2 separate regions of the Homo sapiens genome follow, and region 1 is linked to region 2. Evidence: read pairs that join two places in POLR2A ChIA-PET (ENCODE). Cell type or tissue: OCI-LY7. All regions are shown on one strand. Each heading gives the region's core, and the rest is flanking DNA. Links, peaks and the distances in the headings are about the cores only. Region 1 overlaps GPR160 (G protein-coupled receptor 160). Region 2 overlaps MYNN (myoneurin).

Region 1 (12,776 bases), core at 4,695-9,694, 280 kb before region 2:
ATAAATTATAACTTCCAATGAACAGTGCCTTCTTTAAACAAATGTTCCTTCTCATAACTCCACTAACATAACAGTAAATCAAGTTTTACCAGATTCTAAAATGAATAAGAAAACCTCATTGTGATGCTGAGGAACACTAGAGAACCTAGTCTCTAGTTGTTAAACTTAAGTACTGGCCAAGAAGCCTTTCTCCTGCCGTTCCTGTGCTAACTGTACCACCTGGTGACAGAATAGTAAGTGAGGTGATGTTTACTTTTTTTGGAAGTACTCTAGCTAATATGAGTGAATAAGGAATGATAAAATTTGGAAACTGCCCAATTTGCCACCTCTGATGTACTAAATGGAGGTAGCCAAAGATCATCAATACTAATACTGAAAGGTGGAAATTGAAGAGTACCTTGCTATCTACAAAGTGGGCTTGCCAAAAAATTAGAACCCGACCAAACCTGTAGATTCAACTACTGATGTTCAAGAAAGAGGACAATAACTTATTTAATGACCCCACAGGATGCAGTAAAGAAAATCCACATGGTGGTATGCTCTATAGGATTACAATTTGTTACTTCAATAAATTGTTTCAACAACAATACAAAAATTAAGACTTAGGATATATCAACTAAGTGCAATGTGTAGAATTTATCTGAATTCATGGCAACAAAGAATTACATATATAAGACAATGGGAAATTATGGTATGATGGGCTGAATTATATCCCCCCAAATTCATATGTTGAAGCCTTTAACTCCCAGCACCTCCAAATGTGACTATATTTGGAGATAGGACCTTTAAAGAGGTAATTTGGACACACACACATGATACTAGGGATGCTGGTACACAGAGAAAAGGCTGTGGGAGGGCACAGCGAGAAGACAGCCATCTACAGGCTGCAAAAGGCCCCAGGAGAAACCGCCCCTGGGACACCTCGATCTCACCCTTTCAGCCCCCAGAGCTGTTGTTTCAGCCACCCAGCCTGTGGTGGTTTGTTATGGCAGCCCTAACAAATTAATATGTGTGGTTATATTTAAATCTCACTATTTAAAATAATACATACTAAAATATTTACAGATGAAATAGGTTGTCTGGAATTTGCGCCAACATAATGCAGTGTGTGTGCTGGGGGTCGAGTGGATGAAAGTATAGATGGGGCAGGATCGACCACTGGTTAATGGCTGTTCTAACTATTTGTATGTATGTTTGAAAATTTTCATAACTTTAAAAAAAATGTACAAATCTCCAAGGACAAAATTTCAGAGGCTGGAAAATGAACAGATGGACGGTAAATGAGTGAGCCCCATCTACACAAAGTGTGGTCCAAGCATCACCTAGGAGACTGCTATTCACATAGACCCTCAGGCTCCAGCTCAGATCTATGAAACCAATCTGCAGTTTTAATAAATCCTCAGGTGAATCACATACAGTGAATACAGACTGAAGCTAGCAGTGGAGAAAGCAGAGTCGCAACCCAATTTATACCTCAGGACCCTCAAAAATCTCAAGAGTGGCTGACCCAAGTGTCTTCAGAAAGGGATGCAAAGATGGGGATAAAAACAGATAGATTCGTTGCAAATGAAATAAGCAGTTAGGTCCCCAGATCTCTTCCCTGACTCAGTGCAGCAAATGACTCCCTCTCCAACTGCGGAGTAAGAATGAGGTTTTCCCCTCTGGGGAAGATAAAACAATCTTTGGACGGTAGGCAGAGTTGAGGATTAGAGGAGCATCATACTGATAACAGGGAGACTGCATAAAAATACATATAGCGGAAGTTGAGACCTCTCCAGCCTTTTTACAGTTGGATTTCAGGAATACTATTATTACAAGATATAAAGACTCAAACAGTTCTCTCTAGGCATCAGCCCAGGAAGAAATATCTAAAGATACTACATTGAATCTTCCCTGAAGAAACAGCCTAGATACTGCCCTACTTATAAATATGACTGGACATCCAAAGATCCTCAGACATTCAAAGAAAATCTCTAGTATTGAAAGTTAAACAAATCCACAAGCAGAAAAAAGACAACTTGGAGGAAATAGACACAATGCTAGATAGAAGAAAGCTATTTAAAAACTCATTGTTTTCAGGGAGAAAATATTGCATCCATACAAGAAGAGGAGGCTATTTATAATAACAACAGAAAACAAAAAAGACCTCTTGGAAAATAAAATATGATGGCAGAAGTAGTAAGGTAAACAGAGAGTTGGAAAATAATGTTTGGGAAATTTCCTAGAAAAAGTGAAATAAAAAGAGAAATAGTTAAGAAACATGGAGGACCAATCCAACAGGTGCAAACTCTGAATAACAGGAGTCACAGAAAGAGAGCAAACTGGAGGGGAAGAACTCAAGAAAAGGCAATAATGAGCCAAGTGCAGTGGCTCACACCTGTAATCCCAGCACTCTGGGAGGCCAAAGTGGGTGGATCACTTGAGGTCAGGAGTTTGAGACCAGCCTGGCCAACATGGAAAAACCCAATCTCTACTAAAAATACAAAAAAGAAAAATAATTAGTGGGGCATGGTGGTGCACGCCTGTAATACCAGCTACTCAGGAGGCTGAGGCAGGAGAATAGCTTGAACCTGGGAGGCAGAGGTTGCAGTGAGCCGAGATCACACCACTGCACTCCAGCTGGGTGACAGAGCAAGACTCCGTTTCAAAAAATAAATAAATAAAAATAAAGAGTGTTTCAACTTATAAATGAAACGTAAAATTTAGACTTAGAATTCCACCATCTTGCAACAACTTCTCCCCAACCCACCACCCACGTAGACATTTTAGCACCTGTACCTACCATCATCTCAACAGGAGAGACAACCAGACATTTTGTGCCTCCTATATGGCAAACCTGAGTTTCATTAAATCTCTGAATCCAGCTGCCAGTTTGCAAGAAATAGAGGATTGAGGGATATACTGAGCTGAATCATGAGCATGCAATTAGCAAGACTCACACTGTGGAAAACCCTATTGGTCAAGGAGTCCAGTTCTTCAAGAGAAAAACAAAGGGGAAAAATGGAGAAGTAATTTAGAGAGTAAAAAAACACATCCCAGATAACTTTTTTTTTTAAAGGTAAGACTAAATTGGAGTCTCTAAAGATATGCATTTGGGTGGTAAAACTTCTAAATGCAAAGAAGTGCTGATGACTGTAAAAGTGAAGTTATTTTGGGGGAAGCGAGGGACTGTGATTGCAGAGGTCACATGGAAGGGGCCTATTGGAGCAAAGTTCCTGCTCTTTACCTGAGAGGTGGTGACATGGGAATGGGGGTCAGGCTTTTTGGAAACACTGGAAGCCAGAGATGCCTTCAATTCTAAGGGACTGATCAAACTAGAAGAAAAAAAATGGTAAAATATTAACCTAATTTATAAAGAGCTCCTGGAAATCAAACAAGAAAAAGATCAAAATCCCAATATTGAAATAGTAAAATGAACAAAGGATTTGAAGAGATAATTCACAAAAGAGGATAAATGGGCTCTTAAACATATGAAAGAAGGATCAGCATCACTCTTAAAAAAACAGGCCTGGCACGACGGCTCACGCTTGTAATCCCAGCACTTTGGGAGGCTGAGGCAGAAGGATCGTTTGAGTCCAGGAGTTCAAGACCAGCCTGGGAAACATGGCAATATCCTGTCTCTACTAAAAACACAAAACTTAGCTGGGCATGGTGGCCTATGCCTGTAGTCCCAGCTACTTGGGAGGTTGAGGCGGGAGGACTGCTTGAGCCCAGGAGGTTGAGGCTGCAGTGAGCTGTGATTGCACCACTGCACTCCAGCCTGGGCAACAGAGAATGACTGTCTCAAAAAATTAATTAAGAAGTATAAAAGAAAAAATAGAAATTTAAACTACACTGTTTACCTCATAAAGGATAGGCAAAACCCCAAAATTTGTCCACACAGTATCTCTAGTGAGGCTGTGGAATAAATAGGTATCTTAACCTATTTATCTGGTGGGGCTGAAGAATATAACTGGAGCAACTCCTACAAATGGCAACCTGGTAATATTTATCAAAATTACAAACATACATATATGTCCTGTGAGCCAAAAACTCCTCTCCTAAGGATTTATCCTATAAATTTACTTGCATGTGTGCAAAAGTAGGTGTTTATAAGAGTATTCATGGAGGCATTGTTTAAAATAACAAAAGACTGGAAACTACATTATAACTTAAACAACTTACTTTAAACTTAAATGTCCGCCAATAGAGAACCATTAAGTAGATTATGGCACATCTATCCAGTGCAATACTATGCAGCTCTCTTTTAAAAATGAGGAACTCTCCATGTAATGATATGGACATGTCTCCAAGACACATTGTTAAGGGGAAAAGCAAGACACAGAATAGAGCAAGAAATACACATGATTTGCATTTGAAAAGGGGAGAAATGGCCAGGCGCGGTGGCTCACACCTGTAATCCCAGCACTTTGGGAGGCCGAGGCGGGCGAATCATGAGGTCAGGAGATTGAGACCATCCTGGCTAACATGGTGAAACCCGTCTCTACTAAAAATACCAAAAATTAGCCGGGCGTGGTGATGGGCGCCTGTAGTCCCAGCTACTCGGGAGGCTGAGGCAGGAGAATGGCGTGAACCCGGGAGGCAGAGCTTGCAGGGAGCCGAGATCGTGCCACTGGACTCCAGCCTGGGTGACAGAGCGAGGCTCTGTCACAAAAAAAAAAAAAAAAAAAAAAAAAAAAGAAAAAGAAAAAGAATAGTGTCAAGTAATCTTCTATATATACATGAAGAAACCCTGGAAGGACACTTAAAAAGTGAGCACTGGGCATGTGTGCATGCCTATATCCCAGCTACTCAGGAGGCTGAGGCAGGAGGATTGCTTGAACCCAGTAGTTTGAGTATAGTCTGGGCAACATAGCGAGACCCCATCTCTTAAAAAAAAAAGTTAAAGACAGTGGTTACAGGGGTAGGAACTTGGCAGATGGGGTCATGAATGAGATGAAGACTTCAGTACATTTTTTTTCCTACTATGAACATTCTGCTAAACATGTGACTGTATTAAGTATTCAAAAAATTAAACACATTGAGTAAGGAAAAAAACAAGTTATCTACAAATTGGTACAATTCTCAATTACACAAATAATTTAAGTATTTAGTTTACTTTAAAAAGCTTTTTAATATTTCATGAAAGAAACTTTCCAACATAGAATTCTACACCAAACTAAATGGTCAATTAAGTGTAGGTATAAAATGAAGCCACATACTCAAAAATGTTTTACTCACATGAAGTTCTTAGGAAGCCAATGAAAGAAAGGCATACGTCATCAGAATGAGGAATAATAAACTAGGAGAGCAATACATGCGGTCCAGGAAATGGGATGCATTAGAAGAGAAGAAAAACCATGTAGAGTACAATTCGAGGATTCCGAGGTTGGTGAAGATTATCTAGGCATCAGATCCAGAGTGCACAATCTAAATTAGAGTAGGGCACATGGCTATGGGAGAAATTCCTCCAGGAAGGTGGAAATTCCAAATATCTTTGAACATACCAAAAGATTTACACAAAAGAGAAGAGTCTGTGGTTGAATTAGCGATAAGTATATAGAAAAAAAAGCAGACAGATAACTGAAAGGAAAACAAAAAAGTTTAGAAAGGAAATGTAATTGTAATGTACGATACTCATTAGCTATTTTATTTTAAAATAAAACTTTATTTTTTAAAATAATTTTTGTTTCAACTTTATGATGACAAATAATTTTCAAGTTTATTTCCTCATTTGTTTAAATACAAAGCTAAACCACAAACAGGTACAACAAAGATACTATCTCACATCTACACTCCCGTCAGATCCTCTTCGGCTGACCACTCACCAGGCTGACTGGGGGAAGAGACTTTCTTAGGTAGCACCGTTGTGAGGCCCAGGGTGGGGTGGGGGAATCAAAGGCGAGGACAGGCTCTCATACCTGCTTCCATTCAGATTTACCTGGGACCAGGGTGGGCAGGAGACACCAGGTCATGACTCCCGAGTCTCACTCAGTAAGAATGGGTCCTGCATAGCTGGGTGCGGTGGTTCACGCCTGTAATCCCAGCACTTTGGAAGGCCGAGGCGGGCGGATGACGAGATCAGGAGTTTGAGACCAGCCTGGCCAACATGGTGAAACCCCGTCTCTACTAAAAATACAAAAAATTAGCCAGGCGCGGTGGCATGTGCCTGTAGTCCCAGCTACTCAGGAGGCTGAGGCAGAAGAATCGCTTTAACGCGGGAGGTGGAGATTGCAGCGAGCCGAGATTGTGCCACTGTACTCCAGCCTGGGCGACAGAGTGAGACTCTGCCTCAAAAAAAAAAAAAAAAAAAAAAGAAAAGAAAAGAAAAGAATGGGTCCCGTGTAGGGAGGGTCGAGGCCGCCACCTACTCCTCCAGCCTTGACAGTCTAGGTGAAAACCTTGGCCTATCTTAGATTCCCGGGGGTCTCGGCCCTGCCCGCACACCTGGGCGCCTTTCTCTGAGGCTGGCAGCCGCAGTTCGGGTTGGGGGATCTGGGCTTGTGTACTCACCCCCGCCAGCTCATGGCTGCGACCTCGCAGGAGCCGTGGGTGTCTGACAAACACGAGGCCTAGACGGCAGCTCTGGAACTTTCAACCCAGCAGGACGCGGGGAAAACTGGCAGGGGTATTAAGTACGTAATTTCTGGTCCCACTACAAATCTCTAATTTTGATTAGAATAGAGTATCATCTCAATCTCTTCTACAAAAACAAAAGCAATGCCCCCCCCAAAAAAATACAGCCGCTTCACTCACTTCAAGACCTATGTACATGTAAGTTGTTTCCTGTGTTTTATTATTATTTTTTAATAAATTCAGCGTTCACATTTCTACAAAGAATTAGCCCAGTTTCAGGAAATTCTGCCCGGCAGGGAAGGCAAGCCACACTCTCCTCACCCACGTCTGGTTTGACTTCACACCCCGATGCTTCCAGGTGCTCAGAAAAGCCGCAGCGGGTGGAAGAGGAAATCTATGCCGGCCCGCGCTCAGGGCCACGAGCTCAGTAAGCTTTCGAGAAAGCACGGGGAAGACAAGCTTACTGCCCAATCTTTTAAAAATATATTCATACACTTCAAAGAGCGCCTGTCCAGATGTTAGGAGAACAAGAGCTTGGAGCCATCCCGTCCAGGCCTTTGGGAGACAGCGTCTTCCTCATACCTCGTCGCGGTGTGGGGGACACGTCCCAGCTCTTCCACCGGAGAGAGGAGACTCGCGCGGCTTCCTAGTTCACGTTTGGCTCTAATCCTGTGCTGAGGTTTTTTTTTTTTTTTTTTTTTTGCTTTTTTTGTTTGTTTTTGAGACATGGTCTCACTCTGTCACCCAGGCTGGAGTGCAATGGCGGGATCTCGGCTCACCGCAACCTCCACCTCCTGGGTTCAAGCGATTCTCCTGCCTCAGCCTCCCCAGTGGCTGGGATTACAGGCATGCACCACCACGCCCGGCTAATTTTTGTATTTTTAGTAGAGACGGGGTTTCACCATGTTTGCCAGGCTGGTCTCAATCTCCTGACCTCAAGTGATCCACCCGCTTCGGCCTCCCAAAGTGCTGGGATTACAGGTGTGAGCCACCGCGCCTGGCCTGTGTGCTGAGTTTTTGACTGCATGCATGGGAAGCACAAAACGTTCAACCTGTATTAAAAAAAAAAAAAAAGGCACAAAAACAACTAGAATGTAAAAGTTTTGGTAATATAAAGCCATCTGTTTAAGTCCACCTTGGAAACCTGTAACATCCATTCATTCATTCATTCGTTCATTCATTCATTCAGTCATCTACTTATTTTGAGCTGGAGTCTCCCTCTGCCTCCCAGGATGGAGTGCGGTGGCGCGATCTCGGCTTACTGTGGAGATCCACGGAGATCCACCATGGAGGGGTCCCGTGGCGTCGGTGATCTCCGTGAGGCTCCGGTGCTTTTCTACCACAAAGGCGCCCCGGGAGAGCTCCCTCTGGTGTTCACACCCGGCCTTTGTCATTGATGAGGTCAGTCTTCACTCCTTCTTTCCTTTCCGCTTTCAACCAATTCATCTATTCTTTCCCTTTCTTCAAATTGCAGCTCCGCTTTGCCCTTCCTGGAGCTCCTTGGGACAGGGTAGAAATCCGTGAGTTTGCGACTTTTCCTTGAGCTTTTTTTCGGGGGCCTGTTTGCCCTTGATGGGCTATTTCAAGGCTTGCTTGGCGATGGCTGCATTGGTGGAATCACAAGACGAGGCCGGAGGTTTTGGAAGTTCTGCTGCTTCACATTTTTGGTTTGGAAAAGGTGCGAGGGGTCCTCTCCTGGCGTCTTTGATCTTCTGTGCTTGGGCTTCGTGCTCCGTGTTGCATTCTTTTCCTGTGGATTCCAGCTAATGGTTTCCCCTGGCATTTGACTTCGTGACGTGTAACGGAGTTCTCCTCCTGAAGGCTGGAACACATTCCAGAGCATTTGTTAGGCTCACGGAGGAAAAGATCTTTGATTGCCAGGACATACATTCTCCCCAACGTCGGTGCAGCGCCTCCCTGGACCCCTCTGCTCCACTATCTGCGGGCTCGGGGCCGTCGCTGTCACCCCCGCTGCTGCCTCCGCCGCACGGGACTTGGACATCTTCCTGCCTGGAGAGGGGGACCCTGGGGAGGGGGCGCTCAGAGCGCAGAGCTGTTTGGAGGGCTGTGGTGGGAGCCGATGTCCCCCTCCTGCCGCTAGGCCCAGTAGGGCCCGACACACCCACCTCAGGAAAATTTTCTTTTTAGTGACACATAAAATAATGATGTCTTACAATGGATGGCATGTTGATTGAATAAAATATTGTAAAATAGACCTTATAAAATAAAAAAACTTGGAATTTAATTTTTATTTATTTATTTTAAAATCATAGAGATGGGGTCTCCCTATGTTGCCCAGGCTGGTCTCAAACTGCCGGCCTCAAGCGATGCTCCCACCTCCGCCTCCCAAAGTGCTGGGATTCCAGGCAGGAGCCACTGCGCATGGCCTTGAAATTTAAAAATAAGAAAATGTACAGAGATAGTATATAACCATTTAAAAGAATATCTTTGAGGACTATTTAATGGAGACTTGCCAATAATTATAATATGGAACAAGCAGAAGGAACATAAAAAACCATGTAGAGTACAATTCAATTTTGTTTAAATATATGTAGATGAGATGGAAATATACCAAAGTGTTAATGATGGTTATCTTAGTGTGGTCTTATAAGACTTCATTTTATCTCGATATTTTCCCATTTTTCCTATGATGATTTATCTTATAATCGGATAGCCATTTTCATAACTATGATACCATCATTTTATCTATGAAATCAAATTATATAGTATTTAATACATAGTCCATATTAAAACTGTCCCATTAATTAAAACTGTCCCATAAATATTAATTTAATGAAATTAAATTAAATGGTATAGTATCTAATACATAGTCCATATTAAAACTGTCCCAATGTTGTTAGAGTTTTTTTTAATACAAAATCCAATCAAGGATCACATATTTGTCATGTCTTGTTAGTCTCTTTTAATTTTGGATAATTTGTTGTTGTTGTTGTTTTTTATCTTTCTTTTTTTTTTTTTTGAGACAGAGTCTCACTCTGTCACCCAGGCTGGAGTGCAGTGGCGCCATATCGGCTCACTGCAACCTCTGCCTCCCAGGTTCAAGCGATTCTCCTGCCTCAGCCTCCCGAGTAGCTGGGATTACAGGTGCCTGCCACCACGCCTGGCTAATTTTTGTATTATTAGTAGAGATGTGGTTTCACCATGTTGGTCAGGCTGGTCTTGAACTCCTGACTTCAAGCAATCCACCCTCCTGGGCCTCCCAAAGTGCTGGGATTACAGGTGTGAGCCACCGTGCCCGGCAATACTGACATTTTTGAAGAGTCCAGGTCAGTTATCTTGTAAAATATCACATAATCTCGATTTGTCTAATTGTTTTCTCAATATTAAACATTTCTGGCAAGAAAACTATCTAGATGATATATCCCATTATGTCATGTCTCATTACTGGTCATGTGATGTTAGGTCACTTGATTAAGGAGGTGTTTGCCATATTTCTTTTTCTTTTTATTATTAGTATTATTTTGAGACAGGGTCTCACTGTGTTGCTGAAGCTGGAGTGCAGTAGTACAGTCATAGCTCACTGTAACCTAGAACTCCTGGGCTCAAGTGATCTTCCCACCGCAGCCTCCTGAGTAGCTAGGACTATAGAGGTGTGCACCACCATGCCCAGTTAATTTTTTTTTAAAATACTGTTTTGTAGAGATGGGGTCTTGCTGTTGCCCAGGCTGGTCTTGAACTCCTAGCCTCAAGCAATTATCCCTCCTAGGCCTCCCAAAGTGGTGGGATTATAGGCATGAGCCACCTCGCCTCGTCCATTTTACTGTTGTAGAGGACCTTTTCCCTTTGTAATTAATACTTTGAGACTGTTAGACCAATCCGTTGCATAACAAAGTTTCACCTGATAGTTTTAGCATCCGTTTATTATCCTTGCCTGAATTAATCACCACACTGGGAGTTGTAAAATAGTAATTTTCTAATTCTAAGATTCATTCTGCTTTCATGAGCTGGCAGTTGTTTCTGGAAATACATTATAGATTCATTGATTTATTTTTATTAAATGTGTTATAATTCACTGCCATCATTCTTCTTTTGAATGCTTAAAATTTTCCAAATCATCTTGTCAGGGTTCCTTCAGGCTGGCTCCCATATGTATCTTTTGCCATCCCAGTTGCTGAGCACATGCCCGCTTTGGCACGTTGTACTTCTGGTCATTTTTTTTCAAGGAGCCCTGTTTTTTTTAGGAAAATATGGTATTTTAAAACTAGAATCTGGGTGGCACACTGATACCTCCAATGCAAAGCTACCATCTCAGGAGTCTTCCTCACCTTATTTCAGTATTTGTGAAATAGTGAAATACATACTTGAAAGATCATCTCCCACAGCAAGAATCTGGTTCCCACGTGGACACATGGTGGGAAACACCACACACTTGGGCCTGCTAGAGGGGGGAGTGGGGGGAAGAAAAGCATCAGGAAAAACAGCTAATGGATGCTGGGCTTAATGCCTAGGTGATGGGATAATCTGTACAGCAAACCACCATGGCACCCGTTTCCCTGTGTAACAAACCTCCCCATCCTGCACATGTACCCCTGAACTTAAAAGCTGAAGAAAAAAAAGGGCAGGAAGCCACACTAATAGCAAATTAGAGATTAACTTAAAGGATCAGGAAGGGTCCCAGCAGGAAGCAGACTCCAACTCCTGTGATTGAATACAGAATTTCAATGAAGAAATTAACAACAAAAAAGAACCTGGTTCCCAATGACATTAGTATATTGATTCATTTGTTCAAACTACAATACATATTAAGCAGTTTCAGAGTTACTACACTGATAGCATTGCCCAACAATTAACCAGGTAAATAAAGCCTAATTTTTTCCATTCTTTTTGTCCCTTGACTATATTCCACTAAGCTTATACAGTCTGAGTACTCTGTTATAAAGTTATCTGAATTCTCTTCTTTGTATTTATGTAATCAATTTGATATAGTGTTTTGATTATTAGTTTCTCTTTGTATATTCAATGACAGGATTTCCTTTGTTTTCATTATTTTTAGTTCATTTTAATTTTATATAATTGAATATGTAAAATATTTACATGGCTCAAAATCAAAACTATATAAAAAGGTACGCTCAGAAAAGTCTCATTTCCATACTTATTTCCTCCACTAATATCCACCCACCCCCTATCATTTATTTCTGGTTTATAGTTCCTGTGCATCTTTCTGCAAAAATAAGTGTGTGTGTGTGTGTGTGTGTGTGTGTGTTTGTGCATGTGTGTGTGTACATGTGTGGTTATTTCCCTTTCCATCTTAAATACAAGGTAGCACATTAGATATACTTTTTGTGACTCTTTATTGCCCCTTAAAACATCCTAGAAAGCATTTCATCTTTGTTAATAGCTATCTTCCTTTTTAATTTTTTAAAAATTGTTTTTATGGCTGCATTATGTAGATATACTATAGCTTATTCAGCCAGAGTTCTATGAGTGGACATAAAGGTTGTTTCCAAATTTGTTCTATCTGCAAATAATGTAGCGATGAACAACCTTCTGTACATATTCTTTGCTATTTTGTGGAGGTGTTTCCTCTGGAATAATTACTAGAAGTGAGGCCATTAGGTCAAAGGGTGAATGCTTACATAATTTTGTTAGATATTGCCAATTTTTCCTTCATAGGGACTGCTGATCATCATTTTTGAATGACGGTTTAACTAGTATTGAATTCTAAGTTGAAGATAATACTCTCTTGTGTTTTCAATTCTATTGCTGATGAGAAATCTGTTGTCAATGTAACCACTGTTTCTTAGAGGTATGGCAGAAACTTATTCTCCATTTTATCTTCCCTTCTTTTTCCCAGGCACGTGGCTGACCTGTTTCCCAGGCTCCCCAGAAGTTAGGTATGGCCGGTGGGGCGTGAGCAGACATGAGGAAGACCATTTCTGGCCTAGCTTATTCCCCACCCACCCACTTCCTGTGGGAAAGCAGGGCAATTCTGAAACCCATATGGGTGCCGTCAGCTGGGTCCCTGAGGGTACAGCCACCCAGTGGCCTGAAATACCCACCCAGGCCTGCTACACGAGAGAAGTAAGCTCGTACTGGATTTGATCCATTGCATTTTTGGTCTTTTTAAAGCATTTTAGCCCACTTGACTTAATACAAAACTGTTCTAACTGGTTCTTTTTCCTATCCCTCCCCCTTGCTTCTACTTCATAATTTTTATCTACTGCAAGACTTCATTCATCGTAAGAATTCTAAACATACTT
Region 2 (12,776 bases), core at 7,512-12,511:
TATATAAACATATACATACCCCTTTCCCAACAAGCCAGTGCTGCCAGCTCTCCCACTCTCCTCTCATAACCACTATCCTGACTTCTAACCCCACAGAGTAGTTTTGCCTGTTCTTGACCTTTATATAAATGGAAGCATACAGTATACACTCTCTTTGTGTCTGGCTTCTTTTGTTCAACATTATATTAGTATGATTCATTTATGTTGTTTCATGTAGCAGTAGTCTGTTCACTTTTCATTGCTTTGTAGTATTCCTCACATGCTGGGTAGTAGGATGTCTACCAGATTCTGGAAAGAGTTTGATTTCCCAGGCTACTGTCTCTTCCTGTGTGCTATAGAAGAGACCCACAAGTTCCCATATTCCCCCAAAGGGAGATTCAGAAGATGGCTGAAGGAGAAGCAAGTAGGCTTACCTTGAGCTTACAGTGGGGTGCAGGTGGTAAACCTGTAACCTGACCTACACTGCTGCTTGAGGCAGAGTTGCAGGTGATAGGGCCTCAGAGAGTTTTCCGCATCCAAAAGAACTGAGATGAAGTCAGTTCAGCCAAGGACAACTGGACTCTGACCAGACTAGGAAAGACTTGTTACTTATTTTATAAGCTGCTGCCTGCCACAACAGAGGTCAGTATAATTAACCCAGAGAATGGAAGGGCTCCACAAAGACTCTGTCTACCCTGATGCCCCTGTCTTGTATGATATGTCTGGACACCATTTTAGAAAGACAAAAGGCAGAAATAAAACAGCATTTCTCCAAAAGATTAAGCATTACCTTAAAATCCCTTAAGATATAAATTCTATCCCCTTTATATCAGACTAGGTTTTAAACTGGCTAAAACTAAAAGTTAATTTTTTCCAGACTTACCACTGGGTATGGGCTCAAGAGGAAGGACATATAAGTTCCATAGGAAAACTCTCATTTTCTCTGCACATCTAAATTATAAAGAGCAAATCTGCAATCATATTGTATGTATTGTTTCATTTTTCTCTTAGCAATCATCCTTTAAGACCCAGTTCAAAGACTGCTTCACCTTACACTGTTGCAGATCATATTATACTCATCATTTTACAATGTTTCAAATTTGAAAGCAAAAAATAAAGCAGTATGTGCTTTTCAGATATTTGGGAAAATAATGATCATTTGTCTTAAACGTTCTCCTTTTCAAACTTTTCTATAGTATTATCATTCATCATGTCTTCTTAATATCTACTACAACCATATCCATCTGGTTTCTGCTCCCACTATTATACTGTACCTGCCTTCTAAAGGATCATCATGCTCCAATTATCCAGCCCAATGTTGTCTCAGATTTACATCCTACTTCTCTGTACCATGTGACTGCTACAAAGCCACTTTTGCCTCTGAAAAATGTGTGCCACCTTGGTTTTCTTCCTTTCTGCTATCACTTTCCATCTTCTTTTCCGTCTTTGCTTATCCTTTAAATGAATTTTCCCCCAAATTCTGTCCTCATCTTTTTTTCTCCTATACCATCTCCCAGGGCTGCCTTAATCATTTCTATAAATTATTAGCTGCAAGATCTGTATCTCTAGTTTTAACATCTCCTGGTTCAGGCCCCATTTCCAACCACTACCAGAAATTTCCTACATATCTCACCACCAGTCAAATTCGGTACATCAAAATTGCTTCCCTTCTCTAAACATGCTCCTTGACTTATCTTGATGTCAATGGTATCACTATCCTCTCAATCACCAAGGATCAAAGCTTAGGTGTCCAATTTGGGGCTGCCTGATTACAAGGAAAAGAAAGTGACTCAGCCTGTTTAAGAAAAGGGGGATTTAACATAAGGATACAACAGCCACAATCAATGGCATCCAGGGGCAGAAAATGAATCATGGCTGCATCACCTCAGTAGGACTGCAGAGCCAGAAACTAAGGCCACTTTTCTGATCTCTCTAGGGCAGTCTCTTGGCTCTGCAAACCTGTTTCATTCCCTAACTTTGCTCTATAGATCAGCTTTCTCTGCTTACTCATCATTTCCTTTAGACTTTAGCTTGCTTCACTGACTTCAAGGCCAGTTCTAAAATGATCTTTTCATTTATACGTATATCATTATCTGATTGTCTCAGAATTTCATAGCTCAAATTTGTGAGAAAGAATCTTACCAGCTCAGTCTAGCCTATGAATTGTTTTTCCCTGGTGAAGTGTCTTGTTGCTGTGGTCACCAGTATGGAATCATGTGTTACCTATGTGGCTGTCTAATCCCCACCCTCTAGCACGCAACTGTGGTTGGCACGTGAGGACATAGGTTACAAACCTGGCTATCTAATCTCACTCCTTCAGCACAGGATATGGGTAGAGGACTATTTCAAGATGGTATAGGTGTAGTACTGGAGATGCCTCTGACCTCTATCTCCTCTCCACTTAATGCTTTCTCTCCATTCTGCCTAGTTCCCTCTTCATCAGCTATGTGCAAATTCTTCCATCAGCCATCTCCTCGTTTGCCTATCCAGGTAAGCAATGGCTGTTTCTCTGTCCATTCTACTCCTGTTGACTGCTCAGCAGTTCCTTTCTTGCCTTCCCCTACTATAACACTCAACATCTTGGCTTGTCTTATTGCAAGTTATATTTATGCTTGGCATCTCCATTTGACTGTAAACTTAAGGGTAGTTTATCATCTTTGCAGCTTTATGCATTCTGATTTGAATTTTTTTCCCAGCATTTGAAACACTGGCCAGATACTGTTATCCAAATATGTGGATGTTCACATCCATGGTGTTTATTTTAGTAAATTCTTCATGAAATTAAATACTGTGTTTACATGGTAATTATCTAATTTCTTAAACAAATACAGATGGTCCCTGACTTATGATTTCTTGACTTTACAATGTGTGAAACTAATACATATTCAGTATACTCTTTGACTTATGATAAACCCATAAGTCAAGGAGTCTCTGTACAGCAAACCTCTTTTGAATGAATGGAGGCAGGAGTTGCAGAGGACAGAAGAGTAGACTATAATTATTATCTCAAAAAATTAATGCTGTAATAAGTACATATCAATATTGCCCATAAATAACGAGTAAAAATGTAGAATTTAAAGAATTTTACTTGATGGTATTTCTAGTCAAGTTCTAGGTAGTTGGGGGGAGAGGGGAAGGATAGCATTAGGAGGAATACCTAATGTAAATGACGAGTTAATGGGTGCAGCACAGCAACATGGCACATGTATACATATGTAACAAACCTGCATGCTGTGCACATGTACCCTAGAACTTAAAGTATAATAATAATAAGAAAAAAAAAGTTCTAGGTACTCAAAATTTCCAGGTAAAATATTGAAAATTATATTCAAGAGCATCATTTTAAACTGCTTCCCAAAGGTAGAACATCAGGAAATGTTTAAGATAGTAGTTCATGGTTGGGCGCAGTGGCTCATGCCTATAATCCCAGCACTTTGGGAGGCTGAGGTGGGCAGATCACCTGAGGTCAGGAGTTCGAGACCAGCCTGGCCAACAGAATGAAACCCCATCTCTAACAAAAATTAGTCAGGTGTGGTGGCGCGCACCTGTAGTACCAGCTACTCAGGAGGCTGAGGCCGGAGAATTGCTTGAATCCAGGAGGCAGAGGTTGCAGTTAGCTGAGATCACGTCATTGCACTCCAGCCTGGGCAACAGAGTGAGACTCTACATGTTTGGTATACATTAAAATCACCTATGGGGCTTCCCCAGCATATATATGCCCTGGGAACTGTCTGATTCAATAGGTGGGGTGGGCCTGGATATTGTTATTTCTTAAGCATGTTTCTGATATGCATTAAATGTTAGAACTATTTAGAATACTTAAAAAAACTAGTACATGTACATTATTTCAACTACTCACACAATTTCTGTAGGACTGAAACACAGAAATTAGCTACTGTTGGAATGAAACTGATAGAACCATTACCTTTGAAAAAAGGTTTTCTAAAATTTGTCTATCAAAATCATCCTGTGAAATTAAACATAAGACAAATGCCATTTAAAAACAGCAAAAAAATTTTTATATAATCTACGGTTTCTTTTAAAATAGTCTAAAATCTAACATACAGTAGGCATGATCTGATACAAATACAAAAGAAAATTAAATTTATTTAGAAAATAGTTTCTCAGTAAGATCTTCACCTTCTAAAGACTTCCATAAAAATATGTAATACTTAAATAATTACTAATAGACCTTTCCCAAAACACTGCATTGTAACAAATATAAAGTTGGACTTAACTAAAATGGTAGTTATGAGTGTTAGAATGATACCAGATACAACTAAATATATGCATATTATGATAAATAATAGCATAGCATTAAGAGAAGAATGCCAAAGAAGGGATAGTATCTTCAAGTTTTCTCTACACATCATTCTAGAAGAGCAGAAAATGATGACAACTCAAGCCATGTCAATTTAAATAAAATTACTTTAGCTAAGAAGCAGAAAATGTGATCAAGAAAAGCTCAATCAATCTTAGCCACTTCAATCGTATCAAATAATACTAAAAATAATAAATTTGAAGGCTAATCTATGCAAAGGCAGAATGCTAATAATACCAGAGGAAATTTGGCAACTATTGCCCTTATAGAATTATGACGTCACTGTAGCAGTTTTTTGTTCATTAGATGCTTGGATTAACGAAGATATAAATAAATTAAACATAACCTCTCCATTTTAGCAAACTTCCTAAAGAGGCTGAGTCTTTTAATTTTCTATAATTTCTTCACATTCCAATACATTCCTATCACATTTAACCCAGAAGAGATTAGGTAACATTCTAATGCTTTGTAAATTGTATTTAAACCCACTATTTTAACTTGATACACATGCATAGATTTCTTAGATAAAATAATCAAATATTGTTTGCATCATACAAAGGTGGTATTTCAAACTCTATTCAAATAAGTCAGTCCCATGTCCCACCAGTGGCAATTTATTATGAAAATAATGTGTGTGCTGTGAAATGGTGAAGATCTCTACAGACTACAAGCATTAAGTGTTTTTATTATGTCCTCTAATTGGTTCTTATGACTTGGGTCCCAAATAGAGAAAATTAATGAATTAAAGAAATCAATACCAATAAAAAACATATTAACTGTACTACAGGTGTAGTTTAAAAGCAGAACACAAAAAAGCCACAGCATGGCAGAAATAAGAAATGATGTCATCTCACACTGAACAACAGCCTTGTGGGGGGAAAAAAAAAGAAAAAGAATATCACCATGCTGTTTGATTGGCACTATAAAAATTGACTTTGTGGAACTCATAATTTCATATCCAAAGATCAGGCAGTGAAATAAATTAATATGTGGGAAAAGTGGCATGGGGATGAGTGGTGCAAATATCAGGATAATAACGAATTTTCTACATTCATTTGGAAGGAAAAGGACCATTGTGAAACTACAACCACCACCAAAAGTTGTGGTTTAATTTATAAAATTAACAAACCCCAAACTTATAGAAAACTCAGATATAAAATATTTAACTATAGTTGGCTTTCTGGTAACTCAAAATGTTTACTTATAATTGAGGTTAATTTCTTAACTCTTTATGCAATATAATGTACCAAATTTAGAAGCCAAGTGATTTCTAGTATGCATTAAGTTTATATCTAGAAAATTCTTTCTGGAATTCAGTATTTATTTTAAAAAGTGCATAACAGGAGTAAGAGAGGCTTACCAAAATATTTCAAAACTCAAGTACATTTTCCTCATCTCCAATATTTTAGAACGGAATAAAACATAAACTGAATCAAATTTTGAAACTGTCTTTGACAAGATAAAAACACCAAATATCTACTTAAAATTCATTTTGAAAATACAATCTCAGATAACTCAAACCAAAAGTGCTGACCATTGGTTTTCTCCAGAATACTCAGTTCTAAATGAACAAAAATTTATATGCACTTTTCTAGATTTTGAGAAACATTTTTGTTTCATTAGAAAAGTTATTTCTAACAATATATTAATAGAGAAATAGCACAATTCTTATTCAGCGCCTAAATTTTTACGAGCGAAAATATGAAATTTTATTTTTATGCATAGTTTATGTATTGATCCATGGGGCTTACAAATAGCAACACACTCTTGGGCTGATACTATCGTGGATTTTGCTTAAATTATGAGGGCAGGAAAATTTTAAAATCCCACAGGTCACAACTGAATCACATTAACTGGCTGATTTAGTAAATGAAGGGCAATTCTAAAATGCAAAATAAAAATGGAATTAAGGCAGCTTTAAAAGAAAATAAAACTCATCCACCCAAAATAGTGCTACATAATTCATTACTTAAAAAGCTCTCTGTGGAGTATAGACATAAAGCCAAAAATAAAAACAAACATTGCAGTTGTGATGCAGCATCAGGTGCTTTTACTTCAGTGAATGAAAAATAATGGTCACAACTCAAATGAATGGGAATTTAATATGAATATATGCACCTTACCAGAGATGTTTGCTACCAATGATATCTTAGCAATTCCATATTCCTTACAAAGTCAGTATAATTGTTGTAAAAAAATCAACTGTGGTTCTGAATACCCATTCACAGTTGACCTCAACAATGTATCTGATGTAGGAGACTGAGTATCCGTGACAGGCAGAAGCATGTGATGGTCCTCAGTCCCAAGTGGAAGAGCTAATGGTAAAGTCATATCAGAAGGCTTCACATCCATAGTTTCTGATAAAGGACTTTTTTGTATGGAATCCTGTTCACTCAAAGTATGATCCTCTGCACTGGAGTCTAGAGTTTTATCTGCACCTAGAATGGAAGGAAAAAAAAATCTACATTATCTTTAAAACAAAACTAAACCCCTGAGGTAGACTAATGTACTTACCATTCCCAGAAATTACATTCCAACCACCATACCTTTACTCAAGCGGTTTCTCTTTTGTACATATGCCCTCCTCACTATCTATGTAAATTCAATCTGGGCCTCAAGGTTAAGTTCAAGCACCAACTCCATTTAAAAAAATGGACTTGATTAAGAATGAAACAGGGTGAGCTGTTATATCGGCTTAATCACACATTTGTCAATTTTCATATACTGCCTTGTGGCATCTATCTCTCTTATTGCCATTTAACATTCTACTCAGGTATGCCTTGAATCCTCAACCAGACTGTAAATTCTTTGAGAGTAAATGTCGTTATACTTCTTTAACTCCCTCAAAATATTAAACAGTGATAAGAAATACTCTTTTCATTCACTGAATGTTTTTAATAAGTTGTTCATATTATTCTGTGAGTTCAGAACAGTATGTATGGCACTTTCATATATTTTCAGAGGTGAGAAATTCTGCTCTACTCAAGGGAGCAATCAGCACACTGACTAAAGATGTACTTTTGCCTTCAAATTTTCCAATGGCTTTAACATGCTTCCGTTACTCTAAAGTGTTGACATGATTTTGGTTTCACCGTCCTTGTCACGCAGACAAAACTGCTTTCGTAAAATTGTAATTATCTGTATTCTTCCCAAACTACTCTTCACTTCAACTAGCTAAGGTTTCCTTCTTGTCCCACTGACTCTCTACAGTGTTCTCTGCCCGGAATGAATCCTCTCTTCCCATCTCCATCTTTGAACTCTTCTCCATCCTTCAAGTTAAAATTAAGTTTTTTTTAGTACTTACCTCAGAAAAACATAGTATCTTCTTTAGCACTTTTGTGTCGATTATGCCCTACATTTTCCCTATTTATTTAGTTTATTTAATTATTTATTTAGGTTTCTGGTCTCGCACACCAGGTTGTAAGTGCTTTGAGTACCAGAACTATGCCTTGTTTAACTTCATATTCCCTGAAAGTACACTTTACAGAAATTTAACAAGTGGTTAAATTAATGACTTACTGCAGTTTTTAGATGTTTCTAACTTAATACTTACGATGTTTAAGTATTTACACACCAGAAGGGCCTAGTGTCATGTCGAATAATGACGGAATAAAATGGTAAGCACAGGGAAACTTTTTCAAGAATTCACTTTAACCAATAGACTCAAAACTTGTTGTTTGGCTTTCCATTTTTATATATTATAACAATGTAGGGCTACCTGTTTCCCTATTTCCTCTTAAACATTTCTGGACTAGTGTTCATGATAACACCACCCCCCCCCCCTTTTTTTTCATAATAACCATAGTAAACCCTGAGTTATCCAGACTCCAGTATGGGAAACAGTGACACATAGCTTGCTTATATGTTCCTTCATGCTTGGGACTGTTATTAAGTCAGGTTTTCAAAGGAGGAAATGTTTCAAGTTTTTTTTTTTTTTTTTTAAATAAGAGATTCAATATGAAAAATCCAGAGTGAATGTTTCTGCAAAAAAGCTACTTTCCTCACATGTATATACCTAGTTTTTGAAATAGACATCTAATTTAAACTGCTTAAATGTAAATCTCATCTCAGCATTTTAAGGAATAGCACTAATATGAGCACCAAATTAAAACAAACAAACAAGCAAACAAAACACAAGCATTTACCAGAATGGACTTTTGTTTTGTGCTTCTTTAAATTTTTAATATCTGTGTAAGAATTTCCACATAATTCGCAGATAAATGGTCTTTCTCCTGAAAAACAAATTAGAAGTTTAAATTTCAATATTTTAAAAGCTGCTAGCTAAGACAAAAATATCAATGTTTATGAACACAAGGCAAAAATTATTATAGTGTTTAAATTTGGTTTCAAATTGTCACTTTAATCACCTGGTTATAATATAGTGAAATGAAAGATTCTATACAACCTAGACACTCCTTTATACAAAAAATCTGTATCTCAAGAAAACTTGAGCATTTTCATAAACAGAAATGTATCTGCAAACTAAAACAAACAAAAGCCTACTCTTGTATTTCTATGAAACATTTAGTGAGTGTCAGTTATATGCCAGACACTGGCTAAGAGATACAGCTGGGAGAAAATAAGTGTAATAATCATGGTTTCTGCTCTCAGGTACCTGGCAAATTAGAAAATCCTTAAAAATACTGACAGCATGCTACAATATTACACTTCTTTGGAAATAACTGTTCAGTGCTTTATGGTGTAAACTAAAGCGCGTCAGAATATAAAGTCACCAAAAACTTACTAAATCTCTATTAAGTACTCACATTATTCTAGGTAGGAATTATGAGAAGGAATTTTTAAAAAGAGAATGTCAGAACAGTACTCTTTCAAAGTGGCATTTTCCTTTGTTTTAAAATTTTTTACATTCAATATTTTCTTTATACAATTTACAAACTACTTTTTACAATAAGCATGTCAAAATTAAAATTTGTTCCTAAAAATTGCATACTAAACACTGTTTAGTAAGAAAATCTGATGTTATCTTGGTATTACCTATTCCTTTTCATTTCTTGGTATATCTGTGCAATTTAATCCAAATCATTTAAAAACTATTGATTATCTGGCATATTTCTTGGAAAACCAACACAATTCTTTAACAAATTTAATTCATACTCCAAACAACTAAAAAAAAAACAAAATAAGCAAATAAGTTGATATTTATACATTAAGATATTGCTATAGGTACAGTATGACTAAATACCATATAGTCCATAATGGCTTAAAAGTCAAGGTTTACATAAAAAGAAATTAAGAGAGAACAAAAAATAATACGTTCTCCCTAAACACAGACCTGTATGGGACCGAAAGTGTTTGTTGAGCTCTCCTGAGGAAATAAAACTTTTCCCACAAATACCACATATGTATGGTTTTTCACCTAGATGGAAAATAAAAGATAGCGAAGTGGTGTACTATACCAATATAATATTTATCAATTACAAATAATCTAAAGTAAGCTTTTCTGGAATATTATTTAAATTAAAATCTCTCTATATTGTACTTTAGAGGTATTTTCAGTGATCCAAGTAAATGAATATTAGTAATTATTGTATACTGTTCATAAGTTTTCATATATTAAAACTTTATTCCTCAAAATGTCCCTTCTAATAGAGATGATTTGGGCAAGGAATTTGATTTTTATATGATTAAGAACATGTCAATTCATAAACCCACATTTCTATTCTTGCTATCTACTATATTAATAAAGGAGAATAAAAGTATGTAGGGAAGTCTTTTAAAAAATGTACCCTAAAAAAGCAATTTGTTTCCAAACTGCTATTTTGCATCTGAATTACCTTATTTGAAAATCCCAGAATATCTGTGTAGGAAAGGTCCTAAGAAGTTTAAAAATCCATGTTCAACCCAAACCCACTCCCCAACCCTAACTATAGGAGATGACCCTTTAGGAAGCTGAAAAGGTTTTTATAAAGTCACAAAATGCATCTCAATGCAAGTTTATATAATATCAAAATTATCTCACTGATTTTAATGTGTAAGTTATATAATTTATTTCACCCACCTTGTATTATTCTAGAAAATAAGTCAGCTTTTATATTTAACAAATATGTGCAAAAATCATAAACATAGCTTATAGAAATATAAACAGATATCTAACTACAAAGTTTCCGATCTACTTCGCTAAAAGGCCCAAGTCCCCTTTTTCTTTTATTTATAACTTTATTTTAAGCAGTCTCTCCCTGTCAAACTTACCTGTATGTTTTCGAGAATGAGTGATAAGAGAACTAGAGACAGCAAATGCCTTCCCACAGGTATCACATACATAAGGCTTTTCTCCAGTATGCCTACGGACATGATAGGTCAGTGTGCTGGCTTGAGCAAATCTCTGTCCACACCTATCACAGACATATGGCTTCTCTCCACTATGCTTCCTGTTAGTAAATAAAGTTAAATAAGTAAAACAATTTGGAGGTCAGTCTATATAGCAAGAATTCATAAAGTTTTTTATAGATTTTATTTCATGTCATCTTAACAGGCCAAGACTATGTATTTAAAATCAGTAGTTGTTTCAGTGTAAACACTGCCAAAAACAAATATTTCTTATTATCAAAACATTAGTTCTGAGATCAGTTCAAAAAGTTTTTCCATGATCTTTATATGGTTGTCAGTGGGCCCCTAATACTGCAGGCAATTATTTTCATGAGTCTAGTCACTCTTTGACTTGTGAACTCTCTCCTCAAACCATCAGCATCTCCTTGCCCATTGTAACTCTCAGGTGACATCCCTGCTTCCTATTTCACTGAGAAAAATTCATATGACATGAGGGTGACAGTTCATCTGAATCCATCAATTCCAATTTGTATACTTGAGATCCTACTTAATGATATCACTTCTGCAGTTTCCCCAGTCCTACATCATCCATGTTTCTCACTCCATTGGATTATGGTATACAAATATACTGATGTCTCCCATATTAAAAAAAAACCAAAAACAAAACAAAGACCCTTGACCTTACTTGCTCCTCCATTCTCTGCTCCCCTTTACCAAAACCTTGAGACTCCAAGTGTTCTATCTACTTCCATTTCTTCTCTACTGGCCTCTACTAATGATACTTTTGTCAAGAGCACTGCTGACTTCCCACTTTACTAAATCCACGTCAGTTCTCAGTCTTCATCTCCCTATCACAGAATTTTACAATTGACCACTCCCATCTGGAATAACTTCCTTCACTTGGGATTCCAGGGCAGCCCTCTTTCCTGGTTTTCCTCCTCTACTGGCTGCTCCTTCCTAGTTACCTCTGCTGGTTCTCACCCATCTCTCAGAACTCATAAAGTTAGAGTGCCTCAGGGCCGTCTTTTGATTTCTTCTGTCCACATTCACTCTCTTGGTGACCTTAGCCAGGGTTACAGCTTTAAATACTGTCATATGCTGATGACTGCCAAACGCTAATGATTGCCAAACTGTTATCTTCAGCTCAAACCAGTCCCCTGAACTGCAGACTTAGATAACCAATTATCTATTGCACACCTCTATTCAGAAGTGTTAAGTCATCTCAAATTTAACACACACAGAACTGTACTCGTAAATTCCTGCACTTCCACTTAAACTGTTCTACCCACAAACCTTCTCTATCTCAGTTAATGGCAGCTCCATCTTTATAGGGGTTCAGGCCCAAAACCTCAGAATCATCTTTGACTCTCTTCCAGACTTCACATACAATCTGTTTGCAAATTCTATTATTTCTAACTTTAAAATATATCCAGAATCTACTACTACTTATTTCTTTCACTGCTGCCACCCTGGCCTGAACCACCATCACCCTTGCTTGGGTTTTATCTATAGATTCCTGTTTACCCTGATTCCACTCTTATAATCCTATACCAGTCAGAATGATCCTCTTAAGCTGCATTCTGGACCATTCTGATCTTACTTCTGGACGAGTCTGACCTTATTTCCTAGTAGTCCCCACCCCCTGCTTATTTCCTATCAACCACTGTGGCTTCCTTGTGGTTCCTTGAACGTGTTAACATTGTTTGGTGGAACCACAATTACAATTCTACTGTCCTGAATTCTAATATAATAGTCTATTCATAAGACTATGGTGATTAAAAGACTAAAAGATCAAACAACTCATTTGGTTTTTTACCTTGCATGAATCTTGAGATTGCTAGAAGTTGCAAACTGTAAGTTGCATACATCACATTTATAGGGTTTTTCTTCACCATGATGCATGCGACTATGGAAGACTAGCTGACATTTCTGAGCAAATCCTTTATCACACAATTCACATTTGTATGGCTTCTCACCTAAAGGAACAATAAAATTTATATTTAGAAGAAAATAGTGTTTTGGTTGCATAAGTCATATAAGATTTCATCAACAGTACTAGCTTTGTTATTAAGAAAATGTTAACTGTTGGAACTGAAAACAAATATAATCTTTTCCAGACCACTGAAAACACCAGTAGAATCAAAAGAAATTAGTGTTTCTGAATTCACGAGATAAATACATACAGCAT

The links. ChIA-PET counts read pairs that join two places held together with the same protein. Peaks named below come from ENCODE experiments on the same cell type or tissue, not always from the same donor. Only the 100,000 strongest peaks of a DNase experiment are listed, where the experiment ranks them.
Region 1: POLR2A ChIA-PET joins it to region 2 with 12 read pairs; 4 of 35 experiments call an interaction of 5 or more read pairs at or near these places.

What each region holds. Positions count from the first base shown.
Region 1 is chr3:170,058,034-170,070,809 of GRCh38, reverse strand. All of the region lies in intron 2 of GPR160 (G protein-coupled receptor 160), which reads right to left. LOC124909455 (a long non-coding RNA gene) reads left to right here and starts at 9,821. Exons shown (of 3, transcript XR_007096156.1): 1 at 9,821-12,597. It also overlaps the pseudogene KMT5AP3. RefSeq lists a silencer at 1,542-1,742 and enhancers at 8,036-8,556, 8,557-9,078. In OCI-LY7, for the core only: a CTCF peak has its summit at 7,943 (motif pointing left); a DNase peak (open chromatin) is centred at 6,939; H3K4me3 peaks cover 835 bases; H3K27ac peaks cover 1,921 bases.
Region 2 is chr3:169,780,378-169,793,153 of GRCh38, reverse strand. It overlaps MYNN (myoneurin), which reads right to left. Exons shown (of 8, transcript NM_018657.5): 4 at 12,405-12,564; 5 at 10,511-10,689; 6 at 9,594-9,677; 7 at 8,446-8,532; 8 at 3,438-6,738. The coding sequence ends at 6,476. It overlaps LRRC34 (leucine rich repeat containing 34), which reads left to right. Exons shown (of 11, transcript NM_001172779.2): 11 at 1-151. Among named protein-coding and RNA genes, the nearest start is that of MYNN, 13 kb to the right of the region's middle. In OCI-LY7, for the core only: no CTCF peak of the experiment used is centred there; no DNase peak of the experiment used is centred there.